Linked DNA regions of Homo sapiens: region 2 is linked to region 1. Evidence: chromatin contacts called from ENCODE Hi-C data. All regions are on one chromosome and are shown on one strand. The core of a region is the stretch at or near the end of the contact, and the rest is flanking DNA. Distances in the headings are between cores, read along the strand shown.

The links. Hi-C counts contacts between places; a loop is a spot of excess contacts on that map. Pooled maps may share reads with other maps.
Region 2: a map of naive thymus-derived CD4-positive, alpha-beta T cell shows a loop between it and region 1 (14-fold over the local background). The contact joins the promoter of PMAIP1 here to the promoter of POLI in region 1. A Hi-C loop is called at or near these places in 2 of 168 maps with a recorded cell type or tissue (both naive thymus-derived CD4-positive, alpha-beta T cell), 1 of 37 single-sample maps with no recorded cell type and 8 of 50 pooled maps.

Annotation. Positions count from the first base shown.
Region 1 is chr18:54,266,920-54,273,358 of GRCh38, reverse strand. It overlaps POLI (DNA polymerase iota), which reads right to left and starts at 3,842. Exons shown (of 10, transcript NM_007195.3): 1 at 3,698-3,842; 2 at 1,874-1,999. The coding sequence starts at 3,812. It overlaps LOC124904307 (a long non-coding RNA gene), which reads left to right and starts at 3,454. Exons shown (of 2, transcript XR_007066379.1): 1 at 3,454-3,533. RefSeq lists enhancers at 3,361-3,410, 3,941-4,070, 4,331-4,480 and a silencer at 3,481-3,730.
Region 2 is chr18:59,897,839-59,904,371 of GRCh38, reverse strand. PMAIP1 (phorbol-12-myristate-13-acetate-induced protein 1) reads right to left here and starts at 4,376. Exons shown (of 2, transcript NM_021127.3): 1 at 4,137-4,376; 2 at 67-1,725. The coding sequence starts at 4,194. The coding sequence ends at 1,619. RefSeq lists silencers at 4,010-4,219, 4,370-4,779 and an enhancer at 4,536-5,287.

The DNA of each region.
Region 1 (6,439 bases), core at 2,593-5,092:
TACTGGTTGCTGCTAGAAAAACTCAACTTCTCTTCTCCGTAACTTGCTAATATAAAGCAATATAAAATATAATATGTATATAAAATATATAAAACAAGTGCTGGGCTACAGCAATTTTTAGGGATCTAACAGTTATGTACTACTTATTGAACTGTTCTATCAAAAATGATTAAATTATGATCATTTATTTACAGACTGCATAAAAAATTCTAGTTTATTGGTGACTCAAGATTGCTAAAAATTATTTGCTCTTTTTTTATACAAGTTGACTACTTGCTTACCACTGTAAGAGTAATGTTCACCTAAAATATGTAAAATACAAACATGTAGAAAAAAAAGGTTATGTCCACTTCTCTATTAGACATTGTTTCTAAAATTTTGATATCATAAACAACATTATTTTTATATAAAGTTTTTTCATATATCAGGTAATGCCCAAAAATATAATCATGGAACCAAAGGTAATAATAATTTGAGATTCCTCAGTGAACTACATAAAAAATCAGATTGCTAGATTTCTTAACTAAAAAAAGGAGTCCTTTAATAGAGCATTACATTATATGGCCTCATCACTGCATGTCACTACTGGTCGGGCACGGTGGCTCACGTCTGTAGTCCCCGCACTTTGGGAGGCCAAGGCAGGTGGATCGCCTGAATTCAAGCATACGAGACCACCCAGGGCAACATGGTGAAACCGTCTCTACTAAAAATACAAAAAAATTAACCGAGTATGGTGGCGCACACCTCTAGTCCCAGCTACTTGGAAGGCTGAGGCAGGAGAATCACCTGAGCCCCAGAGGCAAAGCTTGCAGTAAGCCAAGATCGCACCACTGCACTGCAGCTTGGGCTACAGAGTGAGACCCCTTCTCAACAACAACAACAAAAACAAAATGAAAGACTACTTTCGTTTTCCCCCAAAAACATGGAGCATTCATATCCCTCACTTCCCAATAATCATTCATTCGTACTTAATTACAGTTTTTTTATTAAGCATTATCTACAGAACATCTTATAACACAGTGCTACTACTCAGAAATGCCTTCAGGAGAAAAAACTTAGGTCCCCTGATTCTAACTCCTTGGCACCCTTAGAAAAGTTTTAAGATCCTAGACTCACCTTGGCGTAGCAAAAACTAGTCATCCCTTTGTTCTTCAGTAAATCAGCTAGGCTGGATTGGGATTTATTAAGCCAAAGTGGGCACAAGAGGGTAGCAGCAAGTGAACCAAAAATGTTCTTTATGCTTACACTAAAAGAGGAATCTTTCCTGCATGCATGAAAGAAAATCTCTTTATCTTTCTCAATTTAAAATATGAATAATAAAAATGATAAAACAAGCTAGCATATCAACAAATATCCAATATAAAATTTATTTTGGCTTTTATTTAAAAAGATGCTTATGTTTTTACGGCAAGTTTGCTGTCTTAATAATACTTAGGTTTATGTTCAAAATCCAACTAGTTAGTTAGATGTTACACAATTTAAGAGATAATTTCAGAAAGGGGAGGACAGACGAACACTTCCACTAAAATGTAATAAGAGGCTGTTTTTGAGAACAAAGCCTGTAAAATTTCAAATAGTGAGAAAAAGAAATCTGACCAGCAAACTAAGCTACTAACCAGCACAGAAAAGTAACATTTATTCTGCTTTCTCTTCATTTGTTCTGCCGACTACACTATTCTCAGATTCACCACTTATTAAATGAGGCTTGTAAAATTTACACTTGGTAGTGAAGCAAAAATGACCAGCTATAAAGCACTGTAAGAACTGCTTCCAAAATCTTTCTTAATAAGGTTAATAAATCAGTATATAATGAGCATGATGAGTTGCTAATCTAATCATTATGCAATTAAAAATATTATAAATCTACAGTTACCTAAAGGTTTGTCTTTTAGCTCTGGATTTGAGATCATTTCTACTTGTGCATAAAAGCAATCCAGATCCACATGTACTATGACTCTGGATGAAGCATTTGGTGTGGGCAACACTTGATCATGAACTCCTGCACAATATGCAAAGAAATAAAAAGAAATTCAGGCTGCTTATTATCTCTGAGCAACTGACAGTTCCTTAAAACATGGTACCTGTGAAGGAAGAATGCAGAGTGACGTGTTTTCTCCTGGATTATGTGTGAAAGCATCGAAAAATTACAAAGACATGAAACTCCACTTAGGGTAGGGTCTTCAGTCCTCTTAATTACTGTTTGTGCACTGCGTTTTTCTCAGGATAGTAATAAGTTTGAAGGGAAAAAATGTGATAAATAATGGATGATGAAAGAGCTAATACTATCACCTGGAAGTTTATAGTAGCTCTTAGTGTAAACCAGAAGGGGCAGAAAAGTTGAAATGACGTTGATTTTCACACAGCTTGAAAATTATTCTAAGCAGCATGCCCTTACATTTAAAACAAACAAACCAACAAAAACTGAAATACAAAATGGCAAAAGACAACCAGTGGGTACAAGTGTGGGCTATTTTTAGCTCCCATGGCAGCAGGATTATCTGGTTTAATGCTAAATCGCCAGTGCCTAAAACAGTGTCTAGGACATAACAGACCACCAATAAATATTCACTAAATTGAAAGACTGAATAGTTCTTTGATTTTAAAAAGTTGTTAGGTCATTATTTGTCGGGGAGGGAATGACAGAGGCGACTCCTTCTCTCAACACTGGCTAAAAACAAGACAGGCAAAATACAATACAATATTCTGGTTGGGATCCTGGAACAGAAAATGAACGTTAGCAGAAAAACTGGTAGAATATTAATAAAGCGTGTAGTTCAATTAATAGTATTATACCAATGTTAATTTCCTAGTTTTGACAAATGTACTGAGTTTATGTTAACACTAGGGGGATCTAGCTCTGCAACTTTCAGGTAAACCTAAAGTTCCAAAATTTAAAAGGCCAGGCACGATGGCTAACTACTGTAATCCCAATACTTTTCGAAGCTGAGGTGGAAGGATCGCTTGTGGCTGGAGTTTGAGACCAGCCTGGACAACACAGCTACACCTGATCTAAAAAAATCTGAAAATCAGCCAGGTGTGGTGGCACGTGCCTGCTGTCCCAGCTACTCGGGACGGAGAGGCTGGGGCGGAGGATCACTTGAGCCCAGGGGTTCGAGGCTGCAGGGAGACCTTGTCTCTAAATTAATGAATGAAACAAAACCAGCAGGAAATGAGAACCGGTGCCTTTACATCCAGGCCCTGAGGTGGGCGGTACAAGGTAAAGACCAGAGCTGGAAGTGGGTCACCGGAGACGTGACCACAGCGGACCTGACTCCGCCTAGGTTCTGAGCCATCCCTTCCTGCCAGGACTGAGATCCGGGTCCCACCTTCTGCCAAATGAGCGACAAGGTCCTCAACTTCTCCAAAGTTAAAAGGCCCAGAAGCCTCTGCAGTTTTCGTCGGGCTGGCTGAGGGATTCCCGCCCCACCTCGCCCCTCACAGAGGAAAGGACGGCGCAGATAAACCCTCGACACGTATTTGTAGTGTGGACGCGCCCCACCCTACTCCTGCTGGGTGAAGCCATTCCTCTAGAGGTACCCGCCGCGTAACACAAGGCAGAGGGAGGCAGCCCTCTCTTAGAGGAGCCGAGTGGGGCGGGGACGGTCGCGCCCCAGTGGCCGCCGCCCCGAGCGTCCGCCTGCCCCACCCTTCTCATTTACACCCAAGGAGGCCGCTGGCTCCTCTGGCTGCGGCGCACCCTGCGAGCTGGCTGCCGCCCCCACGTCCGCCAGTTCCATGGCCCAGGCCTCGGCGTCTTCCTCGTCGTCGTCGCCGCCGCCTTCCTCCTCCGGCTCCACCCCCAGCTTCTCCATCCCGCCGCTGCCAACCGCAGCGCTACTTCCGGCCGCTTCCGCCTGGTCTCCAGGGAAACCGGGGGACTACAGTCTCCAGTCGCTCTGTGCCTCTCGCCTGCGCAGTCGTGGCCGACCAGCCTGTTGCCCAGAGTGACACGCATGCCAAGGAATCGTGGAGGCCCACGTGCGGGAGTTTTTTCCCGCCGGGTGGAGGCCGGAAGCGGAGAGATTGAAAGCACAAATGGCTATTTTTTTTTTTTTTGAGACGGAGTTTCGTTCTTGTTGCTCAGGCTGGAGTGGGCAACAGTGACGCAATACCGGCTCACTGCAACCTCTGCCTCCCGGATTCAAGCGATTCTCCTGCCTCAGCCTCCCAAGTAGCTGGGATTAACAGGCATGCGCCATCACGCCCAGCTAATTTTTTTGTATTTAGTAGAGACGAGGTTTCACCATGTTGGTCAGGCTGGTTTCGAACTCCTGTCCTCAGGTGATCCACCCTCCTAGGCCTCCCAAAGTGTTGAGATCACAGGCATGAGCCACTGCGCCTGGCCTTTTTTTTTTTTTCTTGAAGGCTTTGGAGTTAGGCCCACATCACAAATTTTAGCGTTTTGTCTTTGTTCCATTCGGCTGTTAGCAAACTTGCAAATCCCTAGACCTGAGTGATTAATGTGATGGGGTGGGAAGGAGTGTAACTGATAGTAAAGACACAGGTGGCCTTGTAAACTCATATGATTAGCAACTATGTTAAGGTTTGCTGTGTTTTGTTTGTTGTTGTTTTATTTAAAGACACTGTGACGAATTCAACCACAGAATTTTTAACATCAAAACTGAATAGGATTTGATACATGAGTGTTGTAGTCAGACAAAATCTCCAATCCAGACCCTCCATCATGCTGTGTGACTTTGGGCAGGTTACATAACTGCTGTGAGCCTCAGTTGCTCTACTCTTAAAAAAAAAAAAAAGTATTGAGATTGAATGAATGGATAAAAGCTACCATATACTGTAATATCCTAATGTATATAAAACATGTGGCACATAGGAAGTGCTCAGTAAATGTCTATTCTCCTTGCCTTCTATTAGGATACCATGTGTGCATGTGTGTGTTGGTGTGTGTATGTGTATGTTTTACAATAGAGGAAATTTGGAAATTCCTCCATGCCTGTATGTATGTATATACACTATATCTGTATAAATACCCAAATTAACACATATGTTTGGTTTTTTATATGATTCTACTTCTTATCAAATAAAATATTAGAACCTTGAGAAACCCTTTAAAGCAGCCATTCCCAACCTTTTTGGCACCAGGGGCTGGTTTCATGGAAGACAATTTTTCCACAGACAGAAGGGAGGGGGATGGTTTTGGGATGATCCAAGTGCGTTACATTTGTTGTGCACTTTATTTCTATTATTATTACATTTTAATAGATAATGAGGTAGAATCAGTGGGAGCCCTGAGCGTGTTTTCCTGCAACTAGACTGTCCCATCTGGGGTGATGGGAGATAGTGATAGATCATCAGGCATTAGATTCTCATAAGAAGCATGCAACCTAGATCCCTCGCATGCGAGTTCACAGTAGCGTTCAGGCTCCTGTGAGAATCTAATGCCGCTGCTGATCTGACAAGAAGCAGTGCTCAGGCAGTCATGCCAGTAGTGGAGAGTGGCTGTGAATACAGATGAAGCTGCACTCCCGGGCCCGCTACTCACCTCCTGCTATGCGGCATGGTTCTTAACAGGCCAGGGACTGGTTCTGGTCCATGGCCTGGGGACTGGGGACCCCTGCTTTAAAGGATATGTTGATGCATCCATGAAGAAAAGGGAATAACAAGCAGAGCTGGGTCTCAGTGGTTTGGAAACAAAATCTTCCTCTTTGCATATTTAATTCTTAGATGTCTGGACCAGTTCTTTCAAAGTCTGCTATCTAGGTTATAAATTACCTGTTCAGAGAGCTAGGCTGCTATCTTTGTGAAAGCTGTTTGATAAGTCTAGATAGTTGTTTGGTGGTTTTTCATTTTATTTAGTTATTTATTTATTTATTTTGAGACAGAGTCTCAGTCTGTCTCCCAGGTTGGAGTGCAGTGGTGCGATCTGGGCTCACTGCAACCTCTGCCTCCTGGGTTCAAACAATTCTCCTGCCTCAGCCACCTGAGTAGCTGTGATTACAGGCGTGTGCCACCATACCCAGCTAATTTTTGTATTTTCAGTAGAGACAGGGTTTCACCATGTTGGCCAGGCTGGTTTCCAACTCCTGACCTCAAGTGATCCGCCCGCCTTGGCCTCCCAAAGTGTTAGGACTACAGGCATGAGCCACCGCGACCCAGCCTACATAGAGAGCTTTTGAATTGAGTGTCTCTTTGTCCACTAAGTGCTTCTTGGACAACATTCAGTGGTCTGATTACTAATAGACAACCAAAGTTTGTTTTTCTTTTCATTCTTCCAGATAGAAAATGATATAAACACTAAAATACTATGGCAGATGAAAACGGTCTCTCTAGAAGAGCCCTAGGCTCACTAACATTCAACATGTTGCTTAAGTGAGACAGTGTTAAAAAACAATGCACGTAATCAAGCCCTCTTTAGTTAGTTGCATTTATTTCCCCATCCGTTGTTTAATTTGAAGAGTGGCTTTTAATTTCGTGAAAG
Region 2 (6,533 bases), core at 3,127-5,626, 5.6 Mb before region 1:
GCTTGATAATGAACACTTAGTAATTAGTAGCTTACAAGATGAAGACAAAATTAACACACAGAAAAGAACAGTGAAAACTTTTAATAGTTTACTGCCACAGTATCAACTTTTATATGTGTGCATATGTTTAAATACAAATTAGACCATAAATACCAGATGGTAAAATAGCTGCCTCTAGGCTGAAAAAAAAAACTCTCTACCACTAAATAAACAATCTTAAGTAATACTGAAGAAAACAGATGTGAGGTAATTTTCCATCTAAAGTGACTACAACCTACATTAAGACATTTTAACTAAAAATTCAAGTAGTTATAAGACTCTTGTAACTCAAAAATGTAACTTTAATACACATTTTCAAACTAAAGAAAAATACTTTAATTATAAATAGGCAAAATAAATAAAATTATTCCTGCTGAAATAAAATCAAGACATTATTTATTTGAGGACTGTATATAGCCCAGATAAAAAAAATGAAACTTACTTGAGACCCTACTAAGAAGCTATATAATACTCTAATACAAATTATCTATACAGATACCCATATAAGTATGTAAGTATGTGTATACATATATATTCACCAATGCATATATGGAACTTTCATTCTAGATGAGAACTAACTGTTCCTTTTTTTTAAGAAAAGTATATTCCAATTATGAAAATATTCTTAATTTACATTAAGAGATCACTTTTTGTAGGATGCACACTAATGTGACAAGGAGCATTTTCCGAACCTTTAGAAACTTCTTTAGAAACATTCATATCTTATCAAGTTACTTCTGAATATTTGTTCTACTAAGTTTCAAAAACATCAATTAAAAATTAACTTCTTTTTTCTTTTTATTATCCCTGGTTATACAAAATCCCCATGTTCTTTTATTATATTGAATGTTCAGTCTACTGATTTACTGGCCCCAAGTAACCCTCCTATACTTTATCCAATTTTTTCAAAGTTATTTTCCAGTTTTCCATAGTTTCTAGTAACGCCCAACAGGAACACATTGAATGAAAGATCATCTGAACAGAAGCAATACAATTTGAGTCAAAAGAAACAAATGATTTTACGTTGTGTAGTGACCGAAGAAATCAACACTGAGTATAACATTTCAGTGTTCTCAGAATGAGTTTTTTCATTATAACAAGGTAATATGTATAAACCGAATCATATACAATGTGCTGAGTTGGCACTGAAAAGCAAAACACCAAAAACAGCAACAACAACAATGCACTGAACTGTTTCTCCCCAGCCGCCCAGTCTAATCACAGGTCATCTCCCTTCACAGTAGGCCAGCGGTAATCTTCGGCAAAAACACTAGAACGATTCTCTAAGTAAAAAAGAAATGTGTCAATAATTACTTCTTTATTTTCAAGGGTCTTCCATTCTTGCTTTAAAATAAACAAAGTGGTTTTATAATGTTCTCTCATCCCAAAGAATGATAATCTGGGAAAACTTGAACAGAAATTCACTTTGATGTATTCCATCTTCCGTTTCCAAGGGCACCCATGAATGCACCTTCACATTCCTCTCAATTACAATGCAGTCTTTCTTCAAATTGATGAAACGTGCACCTCCTGAGAAAACTCTTTTGAAGGAGTCCCCTCATGCAAGTTTTTGATGCAGTCAGGTTCCTGAGCAGAAGAGTTTGGATATCAGATTCAGAAGTTTCTGCCGGAAGTTCAGTTTGTCTCCAAATCTCCTGAGTTGAGTAGCACACTCGACTTCCAGCTCTGAGAAGGAAAGCAAAACATGGACATGAACATTGATGATATTACAGACTGTAACCAGCAAAACCTAATACGCCCACACTAGTGACAAATTGAGTATCCCAGGAAGCATTTCTCTTAACTTTGGCTTTATGTGCACCTGTTTTCCAAATGTGACACACACACACACTTACACACATTGTGACTCACCGAAAGCAATCGTTAAGGTAAGAATAAAGACATTTACTTTGAGTTTTTAAAAAACGCATCCTGGATGAGGCAAGTGTTACCTTACTTTCAAATATGTCAAATACCACAAAGAGTAGCATTATCATTCTTTGGGATGTGAGAACATTGTAAAACCACTTTGTTTATTTTAAAAGCAATGCTACAAAGAGTAGCATAAGTCACCAGCCTTAGATGATGTCATCTTTTTCTCTTCATTTAAGGTTGGCTGGGAAACAGAAGTCAAGTTCTGTGTGGCTTTCAAGTAGGATTTGATTTTCAAATGGCAATAATTTACAGCTTAGGTTATACTCTCATTATATAGGCAAATCTAGAGGTATTCTTTTTCTCGTTAAAAAACGCTGATATTTTTTCATAAAAGACTCATAAAATCTTATTCTAAAATTAAGTCCACATTCTCTAAAATAATTTAAACATTTCTATTTTAATGTAAACCCACTTCTTCCTATAACCCCATTATGTACCAATCCATTGCCTTTATGGAAATGAGAGGAGCAGAAAATAAGCAATGTTTAATTCACATGTTTACTACTTTTTGGAATTGAGTTATTCTAACTGAATATTAAGAAAAATGATGCTTATAATTTCCAAGTACACTTTTTTTCAGTAAGTGCAGTTAACACTATACTGACTATAATATCGTATCTATACTGACTATAATTTCAATTTTCTTGAATATTTCAAAGAGCAGCTTGAGGTCTTTCGGGTACACTTCATGATTACAAACATTAAAAAATCATGATTACAAATTAAAATCTGGTCTATTTTATAAATCGACCCTGAAAATACCGTATTTAGGCTCAAAATAAATCAAAGCTGTCAATATATAGTAAAGCAAAATCTTAAACCTATATTTCAACCAATTTCTCTCTACAAGAAGTGAGTGAAATCTTTCCTAACTCCTACACCAAGAGACCTAATAAATCCCTTAAGGTGTTATTCTTTATGGGCTACAAGATCAAATATGTTGGGAAGTATTTACATAGACATGTTGTCTACAGAGATTGAGATATATTAATATACAGTTCTAAAAGAAAAACCAAATACCATTCAGCGTCCGACACTGGAAGCCCTGAATTCTAAGTGGAAAAGTTATCCCTTTCACCAAAAATGTAGAAAACAAGGCAGAAAATACTTCCCGGTCATTTCCTTAATTTTTTAAAAATTGCATTACACACCTATAAATGTATTAGTATCAATCAAATCAAGTTTAAGAGGGACTTTGTGCTGCTTCCTGTTCTTGGGAATTAAGTCGGACCAGAAAGTGCTATGCATAAGTAAGATCCTTCAGAAAGAAACAAGGTCAGAATCCTAAGACATCACAAAAGGTAGACAAAGCTTTTTCCATCCCACACAAGCGCCAGAGACAGCAGCCTGTTACCAACTTAGGCATGGTCACATTTGCAATGCACCACTTCCTTCGCACGCCCCAGGAGCTCTATAAAATGAAAGTAACTTAAAAGGTGGGGGGGGCGTATAATCGTCTGATGCAACAGCAGTATGGCCCACACAGACTTCGGGCTCTGGGCAGTGACTGGGTTCTCTGTTTAGATTTAGAAAAAGCATGGGGCCGGGGCGCTGGCCTGAAAACTTACGATGGAGCTGTATGTATCGGGGTGGGGAGTGCGAATGAATGAATGAAAAAAAGGAGCGGACTAACTCCTATTCTCCTATCCCCACCTCCCACAATATCGATTATTTAAATGTTACAAGATTTTCTAGGCTCCTGAACACAGGGGCCCTTGTGGGGCCGTCTCTGGAAGCGCTGGGAGTCCAGGCGGTCCCCGGGGCTCTCTCCTGCCCCTTCTGCCGCGACAATGACTTTCTCCTAGAGACAGCCGCCTACACTTGCACTTGTTCCTCGTGGCCCCGGGGAAGGGCAAGTGGCGAGGAGGAAAGAGAGGAGGAAAGGAGCTTTTTGCCCCTGGTGAAACGCAGCTGCATCCCAATCGCAAATCCGGCTTGGTCCCTCGCCGTACCCGCCGTACCCGCCGGTCCTGGGGAAAAACCCCGAAGAACTTTCTGGAGGCGCCCCTAAGGCTCGCGCCAGGGCACAGACCTGGCCCGACCTTGACCCCCGTGCAGTCTGTGCTTGAGCCCCGGCGAGCTGAGCCCGCCCCAGCCGAGACCTCGACCCCGGCCCCGACCCCGCCCGGCCTGGGTCTTCGCTGGCCCCAGCGGGTCGGTACCTGCTGGAGCCCGCGCGGGGCTCGGTTGAGCGTTCTTGCGCGCCTTCTTCCCAGGCATCTCCGCCGGTGCCGCCGCCCACTCAGCTACAGAGCCCGGGAACCTCAGCCTCCAACTGGAGCACCTCGGACAGCTGCAGGACGCGAGCTGAACACGAACAGTCCTGCAGGCAGGGATGCTGGGATCGGGTGTCCGGACGCGCGGAGATGCCAACTACACACGGTGAGTGCCCGGGAAACTCTGAGATCCCCGCGCCAGAGACCACGCTTTTGTCCAGTGAGAACTTCCCTGGTGACGTAGGGAAACTAGACGCCCGGCCCGCCCCTGTCCCCGCCCCTGTCCCCGCCCCGCAGACGGCGTTATGGGAGCGGACGCGGGACGCGGGCGGGGAAGTACCCCGCTGAGCGCGACCTGCCCGGACACGCTCCCGACCCGCGGCGGCGCCGACCCGCGGCGGGGGGCGCAGAGCGCTCGGCCCCGAAATTACTTCCTTACAAAACGAGGTGGGAGGAGAAGGGGGTCGGCTTTGACCATCTGCAAACGCTGGACGTCGTCAGCGGCAGTGGTGGCGGGAGCTGGGAGTGGCGGGAGCTGGGAGTGGCGGGAGGGGAAGGGTTTAACCAGGAGGAACGTTGTGGGTGGGGAGAGACCAGAGGCCTTGGCAATTAGAGACTTGGGTAAACAAGCCCAGAAAAGAGATTGGAAAAGGAAACTTTTCGAACTTGAAGAGTATGGGCAGTAACAGGGAAGGGAAATGAGAAGAACCTTAATCACCGCAGAGGAGATGCCAGAGGCCCTGTGAGAAAGCTCCGGGTCCCAGGAAGTCACTGCAAACAGAAGCCCTGGTGCCAGCCAGAAAGAACATCGTGTTTGAGTTGGGAAGGGATTTGTGTGTGTCCTTCCAGATAGGTCGATATCGCCCATTGTGGATGTTTAGCAAAAACGAGTGGATCGTTATCATATGGAAAACGTTCAAATCTTTTGTGGGAGGGCTGAGCTACCTGGGAACGTGAAATTATTTGCATAATGTTTGGCGAGGCCATGAGTAATTCTACTATTATGAAGAGGAGTAATTAGGAGTGGTTAACGGTTACTGAGAGCCGCTTCATGCTAAGGACTTTGACATGCATTTTCTCATTCCGTCCTCAGAACAACCGTTGCTACTTTACGGGTGCAGAAACTGAGGTTTGTAGAAAATTGCCCAAGTTCACTTAGGCAGAGAGCACTGCCCTGATTCCGAACCAGGCAGGCCCACAGAGAGCAAGAGCTCTTACCCACTGTAGCCTTCCCAGCAATCAGTTTCTTAGAAAATGTGTGTTTTCGCCGAACGCGGTGGCTCACGCCTGTAATCCCAGCTCTTTGGGAGGCCGAGGCGGGTGGTTCGTTTGAGGCCAGGAGTTCGAGACCAGCCTTGCCAATATGGTGAAACCCCGTCTCTACTGAAATACAAAAGATTAGCCGGCCTTGGTGGTGCACGCCTGTCGTCCCAGTTGCTTGGGCGGCTGAGGCACGAGAATCGCTTGAACCTGGGAGGCGGAGGTTGCAGTGAGCCGAGATCGCGCCACTGCATTCCAGCCTGGGTGACGGAATAAGACTCTGTCTCAAAAAAGAAAAAGAAAAAAAAAGCGTGTTTTCATATTAGCTGTGCTGTTTAATGAAAAGATTGCAAATTCGTTGCATGGGCTCCCTAGAAGTGCTTAGTTTGGTTTACAGTATTGGCCTTCAAAATGTATTGTAAAAATTTGAATTGATTACCAACATTTTAAACATTGAGGGATTGCATGAAAAACCCAGATTCCAGCATCTCTTGGAAAACCAGAATCTCTGACAACGTGGGATCCATTTTCCAAAAGTGCAAACTAGGTTTGAAGTGTGGTCGAAGCCACACCCTTTAGAGGAACCTAGGGTGCTCCTGTTCACCACACTCCCCGCTGTTTGCTTTTCCCATTTACATTATCTGGCCTCAGTAGGCATTTGAGGTTGTTTATTTATCTTAAATCATTCAGTCAACACAAACCAGCAAGTATTTATTTATGGCTTGGTCCTGCTGAAGGTATGGACAACAATATAAGCATGGAACAAAACTGCTCTTGAGTTTAAACAACATAGTTTCGAGGCTGATGTTGGCTGTTTTTGAATGGGGTATATACAAACGAGTAAAAGTGGACAGAATTTAGGAATCATCACAAGACGCAGGAAGCACACTGGAGATGCTGCCTTGAAATCTATTATCCCCAAGTGGTAATTCAAAACCACTCCAGGCTCATTTTGACTTACCTAATACATAAGGAACACCGTTAACTTTTTGGTTGCATAAATTATTAAATTTCTGTCGTTCAAATACGCACCCTGAAATGCAGAGAATATACTCAACAACCACCAAAAAAAAAAAAAAAAAG